2 separate regions of the Homo sapiens genome follow, and region 2 is linked to region 1. Evidence: chromatin loops called from intact Hi-C (ENCODE). Cell type or tissue: CD4-positive, alpha-beta T cell. All regions are shown on one strand. Links, peaks and the distances in the headings refer to the core of each region. The heading gives the core; the rest is flanking DNA. Region 1 overlaps FHIT (fragile histidine triad diadenosine triphosphatase). Region 2 overlaps LOC105377114 (a long non-coding RNA gene).

Region 1 (2,922 bases), core at 194-2,693:
CAGGTAGATCACATGAGGTCAGGTGTTCGAGACCAGCCTGGCCAACACGGTGACATCCCATCTCCCCGTCTCTACTAAAAATACAAAAATTAGCCAGGCTTGGTGATGTGCGCCTGTAATCCCAGCTACTCGGGAGACTGAGGCAGGAGAATCACTTGAACCTGGTAAGCAGAGGTGGCAGTGAGCTGAGATTGCATCACTGCACTCCAGCCTGGGCAACAGGGCAAGACTCCATCGCAAAAAAAAAAAAAAAAAAAAAAAAAAAAGAACAATGAATGACGTATTACCAACACTGAGATCAAGAAAAAAAATTGCCATCCAGGGGAAAAAGATTAATTAATATCAATTAATTTTCTTTTACAGGAGTAGATTATACAGAAGTCTTTAGGCTTCTGAGGAGAATTTGAGAAAATTTTACAGTAAACAGGAATTTGCATACGCTCTGGGAGCAAAAAGTGTGTCCCCAGACAGGTCACCTGGGGTATGTTCAAGATGAAGAACAAAAGTCGGGCATTTCTCTAAGTGTAGAGTCAGGAGGGTGCAAATAAAGGCAGGCTTTAGAGGGAATAGAGAAACTTTTGGATTCAAAAGAAATACAATTATCATTACAATAGAGCTACATGGTTACACAATAAGCAATACTATTAAGCACCCTCTCTGGAAAGAGTGTTCTTTGAAAAACAAAATGCAGAACAGATCCAAAAGCAAGGTAACAAAAGCTATTAGGTGAAGTCCATCAGAGGAAGAATTCTCTTTCCATAGCATCTTCCTTCAAGTACAAGATAATTATGTTTTATTTATGGCACAGGAATAGAATATGAGATTCACCATTCAATAAACTCAGGAAAATCATTTCTTTGGTCATTGCTTTTTATTTATAAAATGACGGCTTGGATCAAGGTAGTGTTTCCCAAGGTTTTCTTTCTTTCTTTTTTTTGGGGGGGAAGATTTAACAGGCATTACTTGAAGAAACTTAGAGTCAATAGATTCTAAATTATGGTCACTTGAAACCAGCACCACAAGATTACCCATCAAGACCTAATCAACCAAATTAACAATTAGTATTTGGGCAGAAAGTTGATGCAATATCTCCAATATCAAGGCAGTACAGACTGCTTTGAAACTGATATTCTTCTCTGTGCATGCATATACACACACAGACACACACACACTCATACACACATATATTTATAATTCCTTCTAAATATTTGAATGTTCATATATATAATTCTTTCTTTTTAATTACTCCAAGCTGAGCATGTGTAGGTTAGATTCACTCTGTTTTATAATATTTATTGTGTTTATAGAATATGTCCATCACATCCTAGCCCCTAGGCATGTTTACAAATAAGATAGGAAAAAAAGAGACTGTTGATAACATAATGGCTAAAAATCCACAGCCAATATTTTCAGAAAGATCACACAAATGCACATACATGCATACACACACAGACACACACACACTCTATCTACAGATCATCCTGGTATCCAATGTGAATTCCATCAGTATTCTCAGTGCAAACCACACCCTGTGGTTTCTTTTCCTACTCCCTACACAACTTCTGCCATCTTGAGTCTTAAAATATAAAACAAAAAAATATATGGTCCATTGATGGAAAGGATAGAAGGCTTTAGATGGGAGACAGGGTCAGATTCATCACATCATTTCTTTTGACAGCCTAGCACAGGGGTTAATGTTGGCTGGGGAGATGGAAAAAGGAAAGAGGTAATGGGAGCAGACCTGGGACCAGTTGGTCAGCAACTCGCAGAGTTCTTTAATCACCAACAACCTCCCTGTACTGAGGCAACATGCTGCTAAATGCTCAACATACAGCATTTCGTTTCATCCTCTTGATGTCCCTACAAGGTAGTTCCTATTATTTCCATATTTCACTTGATAAAACTGAGGCCCAAGTTACAAAATATCCCAAGTTACAAAGCTACTAAGTGGCAGGCTCAGGACCTGCACCCAGGTCTTCCCAAGGCCAAAGTTTAGACTCTTCACCAGAACTGCTTGGCTTTTTGCTAGAAAGCCTGGGGTCAGGAAGGTTAACCATTCACAAAGAGCTCAGAAGTGGCAAGGCCTGGATGGAATGCAATCATGAGGACAACATGGGGCACTGTCCATAACTGTGTGATATTGCACTTTCCCTGATCAAACGTCCCCTCTGAGGGTGTCCTAGGGACATTTGAGACCATTTCCCTCTGACACATCCCTTCTTCTGCAGAAGCACCCATCTCCTTTAGAATTTGAATTTCTGCTAAAAAGTAGATGCTTTCCTCACAAATGTCCCCTCCTCCTGTATTCTTTCTCCTCTTGGATCTCCAAACTAAAAACTGTAGTGGGTATAGAAAGGAGAGTCTCAAGTGCTGTGAAAATCTTTCTAGAGGACTTTCATCCCTTCCCAACAGCCTGCAATGTGGACTTCTGTCCCCTCAGTAACAAACCGTACATGTCCTTCCTGAACTGAGAACGAACCTGCAGCATCCAGAGCAGCTCTAAGAAGCAGGAGAAGACAAAAAAGGCATGCAGCTCCCTGCTGCTCTCAGGAAAGGGGAGAGAAGCGCAGCTGCCTCCGTTCAAGGCTGGGTGAGAGTGATGAGTCAAATGACTGTCATCATTTGGATTCTGACATTTCTTCCTCTACAGAGAAAACGAAAGAGTCTGCTATTGGTGATCATTCATTCTGCGTTCATTTATGTCTTGTGTACTTTTTTTTTTTATTTTTCGAGATGGAGTCTTGCTCTGTCACCCAGGCTGGGGCGCAGTGACGTGATCTCAGCTCACTATAACCTCTGCCTCCCAGGTTCAAGTGATTATCCTGCCTCAGCCTCCTGAGTAGCTGGAATTACAGGCAAGCACCACCACACCTGGATAATTTTTGTACTTTTAGTAGAGACAGCATTTCACCATGTTGGCCA
Region 2 (2,922 bases), core at 294-2,793, 720 kb after region 1:
AGGACACAGACTGGTGTACAATGGAGAGAAGTGGTCACCTATGCCAGATATTTAGGAGGTTAAGCTTCCAGGCCTTAACAGTGAAGTGGATAGCACGGTGAGAAGGATGGCAGCATCGGAAATGACTTCCATTTTTCTGGCTTGCATCTGCCTTGAATCAGTCAACTAATTGTTAGGACGATTTTCTGAGCTAGGAAACTTTGGAAAGAGACTAAGAGGGGAAGGAAATTAAATCACAATCCCAGTTTTGTGCATGCACATGTGTGTGTGTGTGTGTGTGTGTGTGTGTGTGTGTGTGTGTGTGTGTGTTTAATCCTTTGAGACATTCAAGAAGCAATGTCAATGAGGCAGTTGGGTGTATAGTTCTGGAGCTAGAGGAGCTATCTGGGCTGAAAGTGCAAATTTGTGAAACATCTGTTTATTGAAGCCATGGGAATGGATGAGATTTTCCAGATGGAGAAAGTAAAGACTCAGAAAAGGAGATGGCTCTGGACTGAATCTCGAGAAACTCCAATATTTAATGACAAGAGAAAAAAAAATAGCTGAAAAGAGGGTGGAGACAGAGTTGCCAGAAGATAGTAGATTGCAAACTAACTGGGGCAAGAACTTTTGTATCCTCCATCTGCCCCTCCAACAATAGCTAGCACATGCCGTACTCATTGCAAGCACTCCTATCATATTTCTTAATTGGCTACAATTACTCCTTTCATTTAAACTCCTTTAACTAATAATCATCATAATTCATACCCTTAAAAATACCATTATTACCAAATTATAATATCTTTAATATACAATGTAGCACTTCATTTGACCCATATGGATTACAGCCATGAGAACTGCACTTATTCACATACTTGTGTTTATTTCCCCAGCCACACAGTAAACTCATCATTGGCAATGACCAGCTCTTATATTCTTTTTGTTCTCAAGGTCATAGCACAGTATTTTACCCACAGTAGCCCTTTAGCAGATGCTTCTCGAAGGTACTTAAATTTATTCTGACATTTCCCGTATATTTATAATGTCCTTTATTCTAGGCAATAGAATAGACTTACTGTTCTTGTATTGAGTTTACAGCCAGGCCTACCTTATGTTGCAATAAAAAGGCCTAAGATGAGGAACCAACTAGTCTATTTCTAATCCAAACCCATCACATTTCCAAGGTCAAAATTATCAAAAGGCATTTTTTCCTTAACTGTGCCTTTGCCATTTAATCTGCAGCTCATTATTTTTCTAATAGAATGGTTAATAATTTACCAAGTACAAAAATGAAGATTGTGCCTTCGAAGAAACATGCCCCCCTCCCTTTTTTAACCAGATAATTGCTAGTAACATTAGACTGCTGTCAATCAAGCAACACCATTCTAATTTTATGCTCTAAAATGCATTAGGAGTCATTTATTCTCTGTCCCTTTAATAGCCAACATTTCAAATTAATTTTAGAAACTCAATAGATAATGACTGTAGGCTGTCCCATTTTTAAGAAGCTAGGTCTTAAACTCAACCTGTGGTCATCAGTGGACATCTGTCCACCTTGGGATCGCCAGTAGAGATGTGTCAAACCCATTGTCTTCTGTGCCTCTAGAATCATTTTAAGTAAAGGAGCAAATAAATGCCTGTCTGTATAGGTAACATAAAAATGTCACTGCATGCATTTTAAGGAAGAAATCCATCTTCAGGAAAACAAAAGCATGGCATGGTCAATAATGAAGAAGAGAGTTGGTGAACACCGATATTTAAGTCTTACCATGAAAACAGCCAAACCAGAAATTTCAGAATACTTCTCTCCAAGACTATCGGAATTTCACAGTGCATCAATGACGTTTTCACTAGGAAAACACCCAGCTCACACTTTTACCATTTGTGAGGACCCAAAACGAAAGAGCTGGGTATGTTATAAGGTGCTTTGGTGCCAACCTGTATAATTTACCTGCTTTGTATCCTAAAGCTTTGTGTCTAACAGGTCATCAGTTAAGCTATCAATTAGTCAGTAAAACCCATATTGAGAACCTTCTGTAAGTGCATGTGGAGAGGAAGCAAGGCTGTACCAGCGAGCTTTCCAATCTGGCACCTTTCATTAAATTCTAAAGTCACTTGTCTTTGTCTCTGTATTAAAAGAAATAATTTCATGTCCAGTCCCACCTTTAAAAAGTGACAGAAATCAACCATTCAATATTCATTAGTTCTTCTTGGCAACCCCATTTAGCTAATGGAAAATCAGGTACATTCATGTGCAATTATTAGATATTGAAAAATTATAAAATGTCCAACTTCTCTTTTTACAGCACACACACTCCCAAGTTGTACTCTACAGTTATGAAATAAACACATGCAGCTGCAACATCTCAATAGACCTTCAGATAATTGGCAAGTTTTCAGTTTGCTGCATCTACTTGTAGCATGAAAAGCAGCCAGGGATTAGAACTTCTTCATCAATTTAACTCTGCTGTACTTTTTCCTGCAAAGCTATATGCCTAGTTCTCACAATTGTACTCGAACTAGGTGAAAGCTTAGGAGGGTGGGCAGAGGTGGGGAACTCTGTATCACTTCTACACTCTGATGGTTAATTTCAGGTGTCAACTTGATGGGTTAGGGAATACCCTGATAGCTGATAAAGCATTATTTTAGGCCATGTCTGTGACGGTGTTTCCAGAAGAGACTGGCATTTAAATCAGTGGACTGAATAAATAAGAACCACTTTCATCCAATGTGGGTGGGCACTATCCAGTGTTGAGGGGCTTGTATAGAACAAAAAAGCAAAGGAAAGGTGAACTGGAGTGCACTCCCTCTCTCTCTCTCACTAAGACACCCTTCTTCTCTTGCCCTTGTACCTCAGAACTCCAGATTCTTGGGTCTTTGGAGTCTGGGACTGACATCAGCGGCCCCCCAGATTCTCAGGCCTTTCAGCCTTGGACTCAGAAT

Evidence for each region. Hi-C counts contacts between places; a loop is a spot of excess contacts. Peaks named below come from ENCODE experiments on the same cell type or tissue, not always from the same donor. Only the 100,000 strongest peaks of a DNase experiment are listed, where the experiment ranks them.
Region 2: a loop joins it to region 1, with 6 times the contacts of the local background. A loop is called at or near these places in 2 of 110 quality-filtered maps.

What each region holds. Positions count from the first base shown.
Region 1 is chr3:60,571,098-60,574,019 of GRCh38, forward strand. All of the region lies in intron 4 of FHIT (fragile histidine triad diadenosine triphosphatase), which reads right to left. Among named protein-coding and RNA genes, the nearest start is that of MIR548BB, 45 kb to the right of the region's middle. In CD4-positive, alpha-beta T cell, for the core only: no CTCF peak of the experiment used is centred there; no DNase peak of the experiment used is centred there.
Region 2 is chr3:61,295,654-61,298,575 of GRCh38, forward strand. The region is part of intron 6 of LOC105377114 (a long non-coding RNA gene); the gene reads right to left. It overlaps LOC105377115 (a long non-coding RNA gene), which reads left to right and starts at 2,837. Exons shown (of 3, transcript XR_001740726.2): 1 at 2,837-2,922. In CD4-positive, alpha-beta T cell, for the core only: no CTCF peak of the experiment used is centred there; no DNase peak of the experiment used is centred there.